Regions from separate parts of the Mus musculus genome. Here region 2 is linked to region 1. The links are chromatin loops, found by intact Hi-C in ENCODE. Cell type or tissue: left cerebral cortex. All regions are shown on one strand. Links, peaks and the distances in the headings refer to the core of each region. The heading gives the core; the rest is flanking DNA. Region 1 has its middle 410 kb from the start of Gm31711. Region 2 overlaps Sugct (succinyl-CoA glutarate-CoA transferase).

Region 1 (9,296 bases), core at 870-8,869:
TGAGGTTTCTGTATAGAGCCATTGAATATGTTCTATGTGTATGTGCACATGTATAAAACACACACACAAACACACACATATATATGCATTATGGTTTTCATCTTCAATAATTTGTTTATCCCAATTTGTGCTTATTTATACATTAAGTGTTGTCAGTCATTTTCTGTGGTTTTATTTACAGTAAAACAAAAGAAAAATCTAAGACACTGAATATGTTCTTGGAGTGTGAAGAGACATTGACATCAAGGTTCACTGACATTTAATCACATGGCTAATTCTGACACTTATACACATTTTACAAAGAAAACATTTTTATATACATATATATGTATGTACATATATGTATATATATGTAAATGCATCTTTAATTACAGAATTATTAACTTGATGATGAATTAAGGTGTAATTAAACTATACTTCATGGATTTCTCAAAATTTTATATAATATTTAGTAAAATAAATACATATTTTTTAAAGAATGAAAGGTTATTGGTTGCTTTGATAGTAGTCATGGCACTATTGGACAAGTGGGCATATCTTAGCAGCCAATTCATTGTTATAAACTGTGGAGTTCACATCTGGGCAGGATCTTGATGGTTTTTGTCTCCCAGCGACTACCACAGAGCTTCTCAGCACTGTGAAAGCTACCCAGCAGAGAGGCAATCCAAGATTCTTACATGAAATTTTATCTCTGTCTTTGATGTCTGCAGCATGGAAGTCTTAAAGTCTCTTTCTGGTGGGTAGCCAAGAGCTCTGGCAAAGTTAAGTATTGCTTTGTGTCTTTAGGGGCCTCAGTTGAAAGGTATTCCACATCTAGTATGGGAATTTTTCTTTCATAGGCTACAGCTTCTGGGAATGGCAGCATTCACCATGCATCATACCTTTAACCACTTGAAGATGATGAAGGTGGTAGAAGTGGTGGTGATAGTCATGGTGGTAATAATGGTATTTTAATAGACTTACAAACTAGACACCTCTATAGGTCTCTTTAATAGTCTTTATATTTAGATAATCTTCCCTTTTTCCTCTCCATTCATTCATCCCCATTCTGTCTTAAACATTTTTTTATTTCGGTATTTTCAATCCTCTTTGCTCATATTGCAGGTGTTCTATTTTCTCCCTCTGATAGACTTCATTTTTCCTTCCCATCTACTGCTCCCTTTCTAACTCCATGCCCTATAGGCACTGCGAGTTCCAAATCCAGTTTAATAAATCATAGATAGAATCTACATACAATAATGAACATGTAGCACCATCTACCTATGCCTGGGTTTCCTTACAGTCTACTTTTTCTAGTTTCACCCATTTTCCTATAAATTTTATAATGTCTTTTTAAATAAATGAATAAAATTCTTTTGTGTACATGTGCAATTTCATTATTCATTCATCATTTGATGAACATCTAGGCTGGTTACATTTCCTGCCTATTGTAAACAAGGTAGCAGTGGACATGACTGGGCTTGTGTCTTGGAGTAGGCTATAGAGACCTTTGGGAATATACAGGAGTGGTATAGCTGAGTCATATGGCAGATCCATTTTTAGCTTTTGGTGAAGCCTCCACAATGATTGCCAAGTGGTTCTGCCAATTTATACTTCCACCAATAGGATGAATAAATGTTTCCCTTCCCACCACCTAACCAGAATTTACTGTCATTTTCTTGGTATGAGCTATTTTGACCGAGGTTAAACAGAATTATAAAGTATAAAGTTAAATAAAATATAAAATAGCCTTAATTTGTATTTCTCTACTGCCTGAGGAAACAGGCCATTTTAAAACATTCATTATGGATTTGTATTTGTTCAACTCCATACATTTTTATTGATGAGTTTTGTGTTCTTGATGTGTAGATTCTATTTTAAATGTTCAATCCTCTTTCAGATTATAGCAGAAAAAGATTGTTTACCATTCTATACTCTATATCTTTACTTACTTAATAGTTTTCTTTGCTAAACAGAGCCCTTTTAATTTAATTAGGTCCCATGATTCCAATTCTTGGTCTTATTTCACACTTGAAGAGGGTGGTATTCAGGAAGTCTTTCTTGTTGCCTGTATTTTGAAATAAATCCCTTAGTCTTCTATCTAGCAGTTTCAGAGTTTCAGGTCTTAAGTTGAGATCCTGGAGTTGATTTTTTGGCAGAATGGGAGAGGAATACCCAGTTTCAGTTTTCTAAATGTAGCTATCTGGTCTTACCAGCATCATTTACTGAAAAATTCTGCCCTATAAAAGTAGAAATGGTGATAATTCCAGTAACAGCCCCTATGTTCAGTATTGCTTTCTTTATCTAGGGTCTTGTGAACTTATCTTTTAACCACTATGAAGAATATGCACTAAAATTTTTATTGCATTTTTAATGAATCTGTAGACTGTATTTTGTGAATGGCCATTTTCACAGTAATATCTTTACTGCTCAAATAGCGTAGAGTTGTTTTCACTCTCTAATGTCTTAAATTTTACTGTTCTGTTCTGAATTTTTTAGTGTAGAGATTTCTTTGTTTTCTTGTTTGTGTATGTTAATTTCAAAGTATTTTATTTTTGAAGCTATCATGAATGAGATTTTTAGTCCTTTCTCAGTATGTTTATCACTAACATGTATATAGCAAAACCATCAAAACTGAAAAGTATGAAGATATTGAGACTCTCACATTACCACAGGAGAAATCTATAGACACTATTCTCCGCATGAATCAGTGCTATAATATGAAAATATAAACTCTAATTCAAGATGTGATGGAGAATCAGTGTAAATGCTTGAAAGTTTCTAGCATAAAAAAGGCACCTTGCCTATGTACAAAGATATAAATTATATATGGTCTCTTCAGAAACCATAGTAGCAAAGAGACAGCAACAAAAATATTATAGAAAATATAGACTATTAAATAACAAGACAAGTACCAAGAGTAAACTATCAGTCTACATGCTTGCTAGGGAGGTCTCTGAGGTCCCAGTAGGTTATCAGGAAATCAAGTTAGAATTAGACAGGAGACTGCCTAGCTTCTTGGTAACCCAGTCCTCACAGTGCCAAAGGTGGTGTCTATACTGCTGAACAATAGCAGCAATCACTAATCTTACTCAGCTATGGATTCTGTGTGCAAACATCTGATTAAACCAATTGTGGGTCATACGATAACCATAACTCTTAATGAAATGATACAAACACGAAAGATTTACAAACAGTAAATCATCTTGTTCTGGAAACCAATTTAACTGAATGGTGCTTATAAACTCGATGATAGTTTTCAAAAAACCCTAGTACTGATGAAAATTTGGTTGTGTAGAAGTATAAAATTATTGTTATTCAGATATAAAGGATCAATAATGTGTTTTGTAATCCTGAAAGGTGTCAGTTGCTGTCTTCTTAGTTCCCCTCTTCCCTCAGTTCCCTTCTTTTCGTCATCCCCTTAGTTTCTGGGGTCTTCCTTTGGTTTCTTAATCTATATCTTATCGATAACCCGAGGAATGGCTTCAAGTCTTACTTTTGCACTGGTACTTTCAAATGTATACTTCCTTCTAATTTTTCAGAATTTAATTTTCATCTCTGTATTTCCTGTCTTTCATCATATCCCAACTTAAAGTGCCCCTTGCTCCATATCCAAGGTAATATAATTCCCCATGTAAACTAATAACTATTCCAATATTAAAGTTACATGGGTTTTATGTACTGCCAACTCTTTTTATTTGTTCTTCACCTTCACCTTTCCTAACCAATCCCTTTATCCTGCCAATGTAAACTTCACAGTTTTTTCATCTTTGTCTGGTTACTTTAATAATTTCTCTCTTATTTTTTGCTGTTGAGTAGTGCAGTTAAGAAGGTTCTTTGGAATTATTAGGAGATCAAGAATTTTGTTCCTTTAAGTAGCCAAATACCACTAAGTTACTAACCCTTTAAATTAAACAAAGTCATGCTGTTCCCTGGATTTTTGTACTTTCTGAATTTGGCTTTTGATATCTCTACCAGTCACTGCTGAATATCACTCATGCAGTCAGTAACTTTTACTTGGCCTTACTCAGTAAATGACTTCTATACTATATTAAAGGAGGGAAAGTGGACATGTATACAGGCATAGACTCTGACCCTATTTTCTTCCTTGACATGTGTCAGATATTGCTTGCCTGAAGATACAAGAAGTTTGGAAAAATACCTACAGACTTTGGTGATTTCCCATTCATCTTACTTATATGTGAAAACTAGTCATTTTCTTACCATGAGTTTCTGAGTGGAATAAGTGTCGATGGCATAAATACAATCTTACTATAGCAATATATTCCTAAGTAGGAAATTGCCAACTAACAAGCTTCATCAAAAATAAGCCTCACACTACTTTTATATTTGGTCTTGTTTCCTAGAACATAAAATAGTCCTTCAGAAAGGTCAATAAACTACCACCCGAGAAAAATAACTAGGGACATGAAACTCAAGCATACCAGTGGGAAGGAAATAACATTTTATCCCATCTCCAATCAACAACATTTGATCCATTTATCAAAATGTGCACAGAATCTACAAAGAAATTAGCGAAAGACCAGTATCTTCACACCTTCTTCAAATAAAAGTCATAATCAGATCACAATATGCAAGAAGGAGTTATGGTCTTTGAAAAGAATTCCAGGTCTCTGACATGTCAGTGAGTCATTCCCAAGTTTTAGAGGATATGTTGGGTGGTAGGACAGAGTGGGTTGCTGCTATCTACTCTGTTTTCAAGTATGGAGCCATATGGACAGCTCAAGTTTGCTCATGGAATGTGGGCTTAGCTTGGATCTGAGGCTTATTCATGTCTCAGAAAGTTTGCTGTGGTCTGTGGCAGGACAGAGACTAGAGTACTGCATTAAGAAGTAATTATTTTTTTTTGCCTTTTTTATTAGATATTTTCTTTATTTACATTTCAAATGCTATCCCGAAAGTTCCCTATACCCTCCCCCTTCCCTGCTCCCCTACCCACCCACTCCCACTTCTTGGCCCTGGCGTTCCCCTGTACTGGGGCATATAAAGTTGCAAGACCAAGGGGCCTCTCCTCCCAATGATGGGCAACTAGGCCATCTTCTGCTACATATGCAGCTAGAGACATGAGCTCCGGGGGTACTGGTTAGTTCATATTGTTGCATGGGGGAGGGGTTCCTTTCCCCTGGATTATATAAAAGAATAGAATCTAGAGCTATTTAAATCTACCTCAAGAGAGAGGGTATTCAGAAGAAAGGGAATCCATCAGAAGAAACTGGACATGGAAAAGACCATCTGAGAACAGTAAGTGGGAACGGGCCAGCTGGCTATAGCACACTAGTGAAATAAAAACTTGGGGAGAAGGAGAGAAGCTAAACATACCTCTTGCCAGATGGTGGGTGCCTTCCCAAAATAGGCTTTGACTAAGAAGGAGTGGAGTAATCTACCCTTGAAATGAAAATTTAAATGACATATATTGTCTGCTTTTGGACATACTACTTTATCAATTGACAGGTTTCCATTTTAACTTGTTCTTAGAGCTGTCTATCTGTTTGAGTAGTAAAGTGTTGATAATCAGAAAAGTCTACTAACACTCTATATCCTGAAAAGGAAGGAGACAAAACAAAGTGGGTTTTGTCTACATTTTGTGTTTTGTCTCATTTTTTGGACATAATTTTCACATGCTGATTTTCATTTGGATTACTGAATTTATTTCAATGATACTTTATCAAATACTTACTATACACATTGTTATAAATGGATGAATACAGTAGATAATTTAGAATCATAAAACTTTGCTTTGGATGCCAGCTTTCCTTTATTTAACTTTTAATTTTATACCAAAAGACTAAACTTCTATGAATTTAGTAGTTTTCATGTTGTTTGAGAACAACTCAAGATTCTTTGGAGTATTATATGTCAGCAACTCTGGTAACTATGTGTAGAGAGTACAATAAATGATTTCTTTGTTGGTATTTTTAAAGAGCTTTAAAGCACAAGACATGTGTTTGCACTGGGATATCATTTCATTGCAATTTTGAACAAGTTCTTTCTTGTCTTCAGAGGCATTACTTTTTAAATGCACCCAAGAGGCAGTCTGTGGGCTGGCCTCCACGGTCACACAAACACACACACGGAATAGCAGTAGTCATCAGTCATAGGAATACTGGTTAGCCACAATGACACACACCTCTAAAGCAGATACTCAAAATGAAAATTTAGAAAGTTATCTTTATAAATGGATGTCTTATAATAATGACTAGATGTTGAGCAGTGACCAAAATAGTCTGATCTTGCACCTTTTTGGCGTCCAAAGAATGTAGGCTCAGCACATTCCAAACCTCAAGTGGCTTTTTCCAGGCCGTCCAAAACCCTGTTTGGGTGAAAAACTACTTGTATTTTGGTGAAGGATTAGCCTTGAGTGTCTACTGATTTTCTTCCACATTTAAGAGCCTGGGGAATGACGTGGTAGACATTAAGATGACTAATACAGACTTTCTATGCTTATGGAACTAGACAGTGAACAGAGTAAATACAGCATGGATGATCACAGAAAAAAAAAAAAAAACAAAAACAAAAACAAAAAAAACAAAAAAAAAAAACAAAAAAAAAAAACCCCAGGTATTAAACTCTAGCCCCCAGATAGGGATGGGAGGTGACAGGGGGCATAAAACAAAATGCCACAGAAGTTCTAAAAAGATCAGGCAATCCCAATTAAAACCAATCACCTCAGCCTTTCACCTCAGGCATTGTAATTACATGGTCTTCTGACCCCCTTCCCACCTCCATGTGCTGTGTGCTGTGGATGACATCATTCTTTGGCAGCATTCACAGCAAAGAAATGCTGGACTCTTTCTGACCTGACTGAATGCTTTGCAGATCTCAGGCCCATTTTTTTTTCACTCTTTGCCATCTCCACACACATTTTTTTTATCAAATTGTGACAAGAAACATAGACCACAATTTATGTACCTCATTAATTTCTTATAGACACCTGCAGTAATTTCCTTCCATTTATGTTCATTCAGACTTTTTCTGATTCCTCATCTTTTCCTTAAACTGTTTATTCTCAATCTGTGCTGGAGACTAGGGGAGTTATTTTCAAGTCATAATGTAGCTAGTTATATATAGTTTATAACTTCGAGAAGTTTAACCCCATCCTCATTATTTGACATTTCTTCACATGGAATTTAATTAACTAGTAATCAGGGTACATTTCCATTTGTATTTCCATAGCATCCTAAATTTCATCACTTGTCTTTTATGTAGAGAATTAATTCTGTACTTTCATCACCTTCCTACAAATGTCCTTTATTGGGTAAAAGTATTCAGAAGGAATCCAGTTTTAAATGCTTCTTTTCTTCCAAGCAATCATCCTCCATCTTTTTTCTCTATATTTAGAACAACTCAACAAAAATATAACTGTCTCCAAAGGCAGGAGACCATACCATGTATACTCAGTGGCAATGTACAGATCTCTCCTTAAATGTGCTTACAAACTTCAGGCACAATTCAAAGGATGGCCTGTAAATGCCATTTCCATAGAGCTCATCAACACCAATGTCTCCTCCCACACATGTTTTATGATGACCATCTTTTCAATAATATACTCCTCTAGTGGCCTTAACTTTGCAAGAAAAGTAAATGTAGTGATTGGAGTGGGCAAAGCTCTGACACTTCCTCTCTCTGTCCTCTCTCACCCACCTCCTGGCAGTGTTTCTCTTAGCTATACTCTGTGGCTTTCGTAACAGCATACCCCTTGAGATTTGTTGTCTTCTGTATTTTCCTCCTTAATTTCTATGTTGATTACTTTTCTTTACATGATTTCAATGATGGACTTTAAGGTTTAGACCTTAGCAATATTATATTTACATTTTCTTCGTGTGTGTGTGTGTGTGTGTGTGTGTGTGTGTGTATGTGCACGTGCACCTGCAGAGGTTAAAAAACAGTGTTAAATTCTCTAGAGCTGAAGTTATAGGACAATGGCTGCTACCTGGTGTGGGTGCTCAGAACTGAACTTGGTCCTTTGCCAGAGCAGCAAGTACTCCTAACTTTTGAGTACTCTCTCCAGTCCCCTTGTTTTCTATTAACAGTCTCTCTCTTCATAATTTCATCTGACATGATAACTTCAAACATTATCTGTAAGTGAATATCTTTTAAATTAATATTTGAATATGCAGATGTGTAACACCACATGTGAGCTGCTTCGATAAAACAAAAAAGGAGCTATTTATTACACATTGAAGCTCTAGAGAACAGACATGCTACACATAGATAGTTTTGACTTGTAAGTAATTTGATGTCCATTCCATTATTAAATAGAAGTCCGTGAAGAAACTATTTTCGGGGTGAGTAAAGGAAGTGAGGATGTTGAGTTATCCATGGACTGCCACTAAAAGAAAGCCATTACCTCCCATTAGCTTTGGGCCAGCATGTGGAATCAGGGCCACCTAAACATAGAATTCAAGCATCAAAGCAGAGAAAATGTTGAAAAGAGATATCCCACACAAACCCAAAAGATTTTCTCTCATACAAACTCTCTCTTCATCTCTTGATGACGCACTAGAGTGTTTCATTTCCCAAATGTTACCAACAGTCCAAGAACTGATACAGTCCATAGCATGAGACACCACAATGGGTAAAGATAAAGAACAAATCTCAGGGGGTAAAAGAAACAAAACTCAGCATTATTAGTCTATAAGCCCAAGTGGAAAACTAGTCTAATTTCCAGACCTTGTCATCATTTCAATTAAATGTACATACTTCTTCCCCATAATAGAGCAAAGTAAACATCTTTTCTGTTTGAGATGTAGTTTCAAATGCATGAGGCTTCTGGTCTCTGTCCCATCACAGAAAGAATTGGAAGCTATCAAGCCATTTGGCAAAGAAACTGAGAAAACTTCTAACACATCAGTTCTTAGATCTCTCCAATGTCAGATTTCATGGAGAAAAACCTCTGAAACTGAAGAGAGAAGTATGAAGATATTGAGACTCTCAAATTACCATGGGAGAAGTCTATGAACACCATTTTCCATATGAATCAGTGCTAGAGTATGAAAATATAAACTCTAATAGAAGACATCATGGAGAATTGGTATAAATGCTTGAAAGGGTCCAGCATATAAAAAGCTACCTTGCCTATTTATAAAGATATAAATTATTTATGGTCTTTCTAGAAAACATAGTAGCAAAAAGACAGTGACAAAAATATTACAGAAAACACACTATTAAATAAAAACACCAGTGCCAAGAGTAAACTATCAGTCTACATGCTCGCTAGGAAGGTCTCTGAGGTCCCAGCAGGTTATCAGAAGATCAAGCTAGAATTAGACTGGAAACTGCCTAGCTTCTTGCTAACC
Region 2 (9,296 bases), core at 660-8,659, 310 kb after region 1:
TGCTGGTTCGATGTTAATACTTAAGTGACACTATAGATTTGGTGTTTCTTCTAATTCTTTAGCCACTTGTCATGGGACATAATAGATACACAGAGCAGAACTGAGATCAGCATGCTGTGAGAAATCAAGCCAGCCATTGTGTGTACTCAGAAATAAAGGCACCCATTGGAGCAAAGCCTGTGGCTACATTTCCCATCTGATCACACAGATGCAATAAAGGAACACAGAAAGAGACTAAGGTTTTGTGTTCTTTGTTACACACGTTATTGTGACCATAACTACTTGATACATTCGCAGATTAAACTGAGCAATGGGGATAGTCTCCCTTTCCCTAAATTAAAAGAACAAATCTCTTTCTTGAGATTGAGTCTTTATTCTTTTTATACAAAACCCAGCAAATTTCACATCTAACAGATGAGGAAAGTGGCTCTCCAGTGAGATTCTCCTACATTCTCCACTGGGTTCTGTTTTCCTTCAGGGTCTGGCTAACAACTGTATTGTTTTAAAATGAAGACTGTTTCTTCTCATTTATGGGGATGCAAATGACTCTATGATCTCATCTGTAAAATATGGAGTCAACTTAGATCAGTAGTTCAGAACTCTGTTTTGGGGTCTCTTGTGAAACTGTCCAATGGGCATGGGGTGGCTATATTTGCTTGAACTGCCAGCAACTGTGAACATTAATTCCCATGATCCAATCCACATAAAACTGGGCCCATTGGTTTTCAGTTATGGAGAACAGAGAAACTCAAGTGCCACCCCAAGGATTTATAACCATTGTTGAGGGAAAGGGGCTCATGAACTGCCCTTTTCCCAAATACTTATGTGATTAACAGTTGCCAAAGGAGACAAATGTTTTTCCTCAGTGGTATAACTACCTCTAAGTAGCCATCTCTCCATAAGGAATCCATTACCATGTTCTTGTTAGTAACCCCATTATACTGACTAATTTACAAAGTTATACTTGAGTGGATCATTTGTATGTTTCTGTTATTTGTGCCTTGTCTGGGACAAGAAGACATTTGTCCAAGTCCTCCCACAACAAGTCCACATATGTAAGGAAGGAGATTGGAGAATGCAAGCATGTGGAGGGGCAAAGCAGGAAAACCAAGGGCCTGGTTGGACTCTTCATCTAGCAACGAGCAACATCCTTTGATCTGTTGAAAATATAGAGACTTTGTAATAAAAAAAAATCACTTTCACTGTTAAAAAAATTAGAAACTGAGCAAAATAGTTTTAAGGTTTTCTCATCCTGAAAGTATTGCAATGGCTGTTTTGGTTCTAACACATTTAAGAGACTATTCCATACACACTTGTAATGAGGTCTTAACTTGGGACTTTAAGTCTAAATTGTGTTGCTCTGCTCTCTCTGTAGAGATTAGGGTAAGTCTGATTTGGTGGCGGCTCAAGCCACTGCCTGTGCCCTTAGTGTGTTTTCCAGCCAAATGGTCTTTTCTGACCTTTAAGCACACCCAGATCTTTTTATATCAGGTCTCAAACCTTGCCTTTTTATTCTTCAAAGCCAACTTTATTCTTTTTTCAACTTTAGTTTATAAAGCAGCCTACCAAATAAGTGTTCCTCAGTCCCCCAAACTACAGAAGCATCTGTGTACTTGTCAGTCTCTAGGACAGCACACTTTATTTTTCTTTATTTCGGAACTTTCAGAAGCATTGTTCATAGTATTTGACGTACTAATAAGTACAAGGTCTGTGTGTGGACTCCAAAACAATACCTGACATTCACCCTATGCTCATTGTATGGGTGAATGAACATACGACTTTATCAACATTTTCTTCAAGATCTTTCTAAATGCCATGTTAACATGTATAGGCTGTGATTGTGTGACTCCCTCATTAACCTTCATTCTCCACACAGAACCCTTCGTACACCCTTCACATCCACACCCTCTCAATTTGCTTCTATTCATTATTTTTCCCTCTGGATACATGTTTCTGGTTATCAACGGTCATTATCTGAGCAGCTTCAGGAAATCTTATCAGGTTGCTTTTGAAACTGAAAAATAGAGGATGCTCCTGGCTATCACAAAGATGGCTCCCTCTGGAAATGAAAATGGCATTTTTGCCTAAGCAATAGACTTTGGTGGGCTTATCTGGTATGGGTCAACATTTGAAAACCACAGTTTATTAGCACTTAATTTTTTGACCTGGAAAGTCAAGATCTGTACATTGGACCACAGTTCTGAAAGATGGCCACTCCCACATTCCTGTTCTTCTTCTCTACCTTCACAGAAACCACAAAATATTTCTGGTCTATAACATATCTATTATTATTATTTGTCTATTGGTAATTACATAATTTACTTTCATGTGCCCATAACTGCATAATATGGAATAAGGAAACATGTACACTTTTGTCACTGAGACATTTAACATTCTTTAGTGAAAAGACACATAGCCTGTAGTCTCAGCATACATTCTTACAAGTAGGTATGATCATAGGATTTCCCTTTTATACAAATTATACATTTGAGTTGTTTTTCCATAAGTTCTTTAAGGAGCTTTCAGATCCCTGCGGTAGGAAGCCTATGTACAGTTGATGAATGAAGGTGTTAAGTAAAATAACGAAAAAAATTCAAACCTGGGACTGAAATCTTCCCCACAGTTGGATGATTCATCTCCATAACAAGGCCATTGTGCAATACCTGAAAACAGAAAACCAGAAACATAGTTTATAGAAGTAAACTATATTGAATCTCAAGATATAGAGACAGCCATCTATTTAGTCAACATTGAAGAAAGATATGACAAAACAGAGATCTTTAAACTTTCCCTTGAAAATTGTCTCTTATTGTCATATATACTAATTGAAGCCAAAAGTGGCTAAGAGACTCATGGACTGTAAAAGTACAATTAAACAAAATCTTGTCATACTTAAAATAATAACCTACTTTAAATATAATTTATTGTCTTCCTTCTTTCATCTAAGTGTCCTGCACTAATGTCAAAGGTCACCTTATCTTTTGTGTTAAATAATGGCAGGATCTGGACAAAGTCAATTGCAGGAGGGAAGCTCGGACCTGCACCAGAGGAGGCCATGGGAGATATACATGCACTTCTGTCCATCTGTTCAGTGGAATTAGGAAGTCATTTCAATGTGAAGAGTGAGTCTGTGTCCAAGAGGCAAGTCACAGCTGGAGGTGTAAGATACAAGACTATTAAGATAATCACATGAGTATAGTCAAATGATAAAGAGTCTAGGAAAGACCCAGGTTAGGAAATTGAGCATGGAGGTTTACCCAGTGATATTTTCTATGATGAAAAGACTTTACAGGTTCTCAAGAATAGGGTTCTGATGAGGGAACACAAAAAGAGCCAAACACCTCATGCTAGAATGCTGAGTAGGTTCTTCTGTGCTGAGACCAAGATCGTCCTTTCAGTGTTCCCTTAGGGAAAAAAGTAGGCATAGCTTGGGATATGACCTAAGGCCATAGGTCAGTTACTACTACAGTATCTCACCAGGAGCATATGCCTGATACACCTGAGTGCTTTGGTATTTGACTACATAGCCTGGAAATGGGGGTTAAATTCTTGTTATTGTTCAAGAATCTAAAATCTGCTATATATAATCAATATATATAATCTGCTTTACCTATTATTAAGAGTAGGCCATGATGGCTTGAGGCCAGACTCTGCAATGTAAAAGTTGAGTTACTATAAGACAAAACATTTATTTTAAACAACTAGAAGAATACAAAATGGGAGATTGCATCTTTAGCAACTAAATTGTAAACTGTGTTTCCTTACCTGAGGGTAGTCCTCTCTTTCTATCCTGTACATGATAGAAGCATTTCAGTGGTGCAACACACTTAAGGACTTTGAGTTCATACCAGAACAACAGTAATAATGGTTCCATAGCATTTTGAGATTCAGATTTAGTGAACCATATTGTTACCATAATGTATTTATAAAAGGTGAGGGTGTGTGGAATAAGAGCCAATAAAAACATATTCTTCCATAAAAAAAAAAAAAAACCTATGGAGAGATAGGACTGATATCTACTTATCTACTTCTAATGAGCATTTGGGTTACACTATGACATAAGTCATCATTAAGATGACTTCATGGGTAGCCTTTTAAGATTAGATGTCTGATTCTGCTGTGCTCAAGTATTCTGGTATCCAATAAGGTTGTGTGAGGAATAGCCACTGTTTCGGAGAGTAACTCTCTAGCAAGAATTCAACCCCCATCATTCAGGCCAATGCTACACCATATGGAAAGCCTTGCTAGCAATGCCTTGCTTTTCTTTTGGCATTACCAGGTTTGTACACACGAGCTGGCCAGAGAAAACCCTTGCCAGTGTTAGAACTGTGCTATAATTTAATTCTAGTGTGGCTCATTCTCAGCATCCACCCAGCACAGCCTCCTTCTCTGTGGGGGTGGGGGCTAAATGCCAGCCGGAGGTGCTAAATCTCAGTTCTGCTGAGGACAGGAACAAAAATACCAAGCTAAATTTCACTCGAAACAATTATCCGCACACTGAATCATTCTTCTCTTCTCGTATCTCTGTTGCCCTCCTGACTACCTCTTTGTAATAGCGCTGCAGTGCTACTCACAAAAGACAAAAGTGAGTGTTCTTAGCTAAATATAACTTAACTGATAGCATTGAAATTAATTAACGCTGAATTTTAATCACGTAGCAAATGTTAAGTGTCAAACGTGAAAGGGTAGTTGGTAAAGGTCAAGGGACATGTGTCAGAGTTTTGTGAAGCAGAAGCTAGAGGCAGTTGATTGAAATATTTCACAGAAGCAGCACTAGGGATCACACTTCTTTTACCTCTAACTTGACTGCTATCTGCACGTAGTAGTTCCTAGTTGAGACATTTACCAGATCAATACTTAGCTTTAAGCAAAAATACAAATTTGTCTGATGTTTGGCATGAGAAACTGACCTGCCATTTCTCATTGTCATTTGCTGTGACATCTGGACAATGAAGCCAATCCGCAGGACTGAGCTTTGATCCATACAAAAAGCTGGCTTGACTGCATCTCTTGGCAGACACTCTCCTTTTAGTGTACAGTATGGAACTGGTAAGATTCCATAGGCTTTTCTCTTGGCCCAGGTCTTATGGTCCCAGAGACAGTACTGTCCCTGGAAAAAACTGCTCAATGACCTAGAATCTTAGGTAATTCTCCCGTATTGTTTGTGGAGCTTTTCCCAGCATCGTTTTCAAATAGTTCTGAAGTCAGAAGACTATCTTAACATATATCTCACCCAGGACCTCCAGTGTGTTGTCTCAACAAGGTTTCATTGGAAACTAAGGCATGCCTCCTGCCAGCTCTTCTCAAACATTTCCTTGGAAAGAGTTAGTAAATGGCTCATCTTCCTTCTCTCATCTAGCCAAGACTCCAGTATCTAAAATTTTAATTAAAAAAAAAATTAAATAAATATTTTCTGTATTATGGCCACCAAAAATGGACCAGAGAATCTTCAGAGACATAATATAGTTTTTTTTTAAGTATATATATTGTGGCCGGGGGTACACCTGAGAGTTGATATCCATGAAGGCCAGAAGAAATAGAATCCCATCCCTTGGAGCTGGAGTAACAAGCAGGTATCAGTATCCTGATGGGGATGTTAGGAAGCAAACTTGGGACCTATAAAGGAACAGTGCACTTTTAACCAGAGCCTCCTTGCCAGACCCCTTCAGGGACTTTAAACTATAATTTTCCTTTATGTAGATTTCTTGACTTTAATTTCATTCTGATCACTCAGAGTCTTCTTATTTCATATTAAATTATTTCAAAATAAATAACTTCCCTGGAACTCTTATGTGAGTTTTGTCCTTTGGCAATGTTTTAGATTAGACTGTTTTCACCCCCATTTTACTACCTTTTTTTTCCCCAGACCTTTCATTGTTTGGGAGGACCTCTAAATTTCATTTCTTCTTGATGTTTCAAAAGCCTATTCTTGCCAAGAATAGAATTTTAGATAGTGCACTAACCTCTTTAGCAAAGTATCAGGCCTATTTAAAATAAGGACTCTCTTTCTTTCTCAGGGGTTTTACAGAGTGACAGCCTAATGATAGTCAAATGGTAATGTATTAATGATGGGGTGATAAATGTATACCTTAGAGTGATGTGAGCAATGCAAGTCTAAAGAAAAGTAAGTCTTTTTATAAAGTACTATGGAAGAAAAAAAGAAAAATATCTGTAATGGAGCACTAGAAAAACAAACAAAAAAGCACAAAATTTAAAAACTGATACCCTCAGCTGTCCCTGTGGGCACAGGCCTGTAATTCAAGCTGCTTGAGATACGGAGGCAGGAGAATTCCAAACGCAAGTCCTGTGTGGGTTACAAACTGAGCTCAAGGCCAACCTGGACAGATTAGTAAGACCCCGTCTAAAAATTGAAATGTGGAGGGGGGGGGGTTAGTGGGGCTTAAGATACGGGAAAATGCTATGTGTAAGACTCTAGGTTCATTTCCCAGTCTCTCCTCAGCACCTCCACATACAGATACCCTCTATCCAACACACACACAAAATGTGGACAGTAGGAAAACCAGCTTAAGACTGCACTTTCTTTGCACATATCAAAACTGAGGTGCTACCAACAATGGCATTAGTAAGGATGCCCAGAAGAAGACGAATCTAGGCAATTTACAACATATCCCCATTTGACAAATTCACTTAATTCAACAAACTCCACACAACTCTGATATGTGGGGCACAAGGAAGGGGCAGGCAATAATAATCAATGAGTTTTACCAAAATTTGTAATTATAAGAGAGGAGATAGAAAACAAAGGCCTTAAGCCAATCTAGAACATAAAAAAAGCTCCACGAGGAAGGAACAATGTCCAGTGAGAAGCAAAAATTTAATTCTTCCTGTTTTAACACAATGTGACTCCTGTCATAGAGGTCAGTGAAGGTCATTCAACAGAAATAACACTGCAATTAAATATTATAGCCAACAACAGCCATAATTAATGCAATGTCAGCAGCTATAACAAAACTCATTTAAGACCACTCACTATATTATGAACCAAACATGTTTCATTAAATCTATTGATTGACAAGACAAGGCCCAAAGTAGTATCTTCTCTTCAATGATAAGATAATGGTGGCTTAAAGAAAGTAAATACTGACCCAAGTTTTCACAAGCAATTGCCAGTTGATCTTGGACTGTAATTAAGTATGTCTAATGCTAGTCATTTAGGAGGCTCTTAGCATTCGGATAGTCAGTCAAAGGGAAAAAACTGGAGAAGCATAATTTGATTTGCCATGAGAATAACTGTGCAGTGTGGACAATTCTGTAAAATCAAGTCAGTTGAGAGGAGCAATGAAGCTAAAGCAATTGCTTGGCATCAGGAGGCACAATAAATCAATACATTAAACTGTTCCCTCATAGGAAGCAAAGAACACCCTGGCACAACTCAAAAGCTGTGCAGTGGGAAGGAATTGCACCCAAAATGTGAGGGGGACAGATCCAGCCATTGATCTGGGGCAAAGCACTGAAGAACTCTGAGGCTCAGAATCCCCACTATATGAAAGGGTATTAATTTCTCTATTGTATCTGTAGGAATTAATTGACATGATAGTTATGGCCCTGGCACGTATTGTGGAAGGACTTTGTGTCTAGGGAAATCTAGAGTTTGCTAAAAATAGTTAAATAACAACCCTACCAAATTATAAAACCCAAAAGAAACTAATATTATCCAGTTAATTCCAGGGTTGCATTATAATGCCTTCAGTTAGCACTTCTAGGTAACCTCAAGGGCTATCTTGCAAACAAGCATGGGAAGACATTCCAGGGATCATGCTGAGAAGGGCTGGAAGGGACGAAGTCATACCTGACTAGAAAATGTTCAGAGTGACCTAATAATCAACAACAAGGAACACTCCATTCATACCATAAAACATGTTTACCAAACCTGAAGAACATCATTATCAATCTACTTCATTAGGAAAATTCAGAAAAAAATAAAAACAAAACAAAAACCATTCAGTAAAATCAGAAAAATTCAAAAAAATTTAGAAAATAAACAAAAACAAAAAACAAAAAACAAAAAAAACAAAACAAAACGTGCAATAGTATCTCAGAAAACAAAAGGATTACATTACTCTCATTTATCATTAAAATCAAACAGTCCTTATATGAAATGCTTATGACAGAAGGGATTTTTCCAATGCTGGAATAGTTATACACACATAATAAGATTTTGGAAAGGATACACACTTAAGTATACCATATAACTTATGTTCCATCTATACTTTATATTCTAGTTGAAAGCTAATTTTATAGGATGTTTTCCTAGTGGACTTATATTATGATGCAACCCATATTATAAGATGAAAATTTCCATTTGTGGTATCAAAGCACTCGGTTTTGGAACATTATGAATTTCAGGTTGAGATCATTCACATATAGCATCAACGTTAGCAATTTAATCATTCTAGTGTAAAAGGAGAATAATTTTGAAATAGCATTTGAGAAGTTCCATAAGCACTGCAAAATTTATGATAGATATAGCCAAGAAGTTAGTTCAATTGTTATAAAAAAAAACTTGCCACAGAAAATATAGAAATAACATGAAGCCATGAAACAAAAAGTGGGTAAGCCCCCAGCTCTGCCTAGACAATGGAGATTAGCTTTAAAAGCTGGTGTTCAGAGCTTTATTCTTTGACTCAATTTGCTTTTCTCTGTTTTTTTTTGCTCTTTCTTTTCTCTTCTTTTCTTTTCTCTTCTCTTCTTAGTTTCCCTACTATTTTAAAATTTTTATTAGTTCACTAAGAGTTTCACAAAACATGTATTGATCACAGTCAACTTCCCCTTTGGCTCAATTTTGATAACTAAATCTTATTTTCAAGTTAATACATACAATACTTTCATACTTTAATGTGAAAACCTCATAATTCTGGGGTTGAAGAGATAGCTCATCAGTTATGAATTCATGCTGTTCCTACAGAAGACACTGGTCCAATTCCCAGAATCCATACAGTAGCTCACAAATTTCTGTAATTCCAGTTCCAGGTAATCGGATTCCTTCTTCTGGCCTCCACAGGCACCAGGAACATATACATATATACATGTAGTTAGAACATATGCACGCACACACACATGCATGCATGTGTGCACACACATACACATATCATACTTTAAGTCATGCATTAAGCATTATAATATATATATATATATATATACATAGTTCAAGAACTGCTGATACAATGAGCATGTATTCACCTAATACCAGAATAAGAAAGTAATATTTTTAACAGGATTAATGCCCCAAGTATGCTTGTCTTAGTTAGGGTTTTACTGCTGTGAATAGACACCAA

The links. Peaks named below come from ENCODE experiments on the same cell type or tissue, not always from the same donor. Only the 100,000 strongest peaks of a DNase experiment are listed, where the experiment ranks them.
Region 2: it touches region 1 in a loop (5-fold over the local background); 2 of 42 quality-filtered maps call a loop at or near these places.

What each region holds. Positions count from the first base shown.
Region 1 is chr13:16,664,181-16,673,476 of GRCm38, forward strand. No RefSeq gene overlaps it. Among named protein-coding and RNA genes, the nearest start is that of Gm31711, 410 kb to the left of the region's middle. In left cerebral cortex, for the core only: no CTCF peak of the experiment used is centred there; DNase peaks (open chromatin) are centred at 4,698, 5,297, 6,124 and 7,459.
Region 2 is chr13:16,973,558-16,982,853 of GRCm38, forward strand. Sugct (succinyl-CoA glutarate-CoA transferase) reads right to left here. Exons shown (of 14, transcript NM_138654.3): 13 at 2,600-2,663. Among named protein-coding and RNA genes, the nearest start is that of Gm25020, 230 kb to the right of the region's middle. In left cerebral cortex, for the core only: no CTCF peak of the experiment used is centred there; DNase peaks (open chromatin) are centred at 4,388 and 4,954.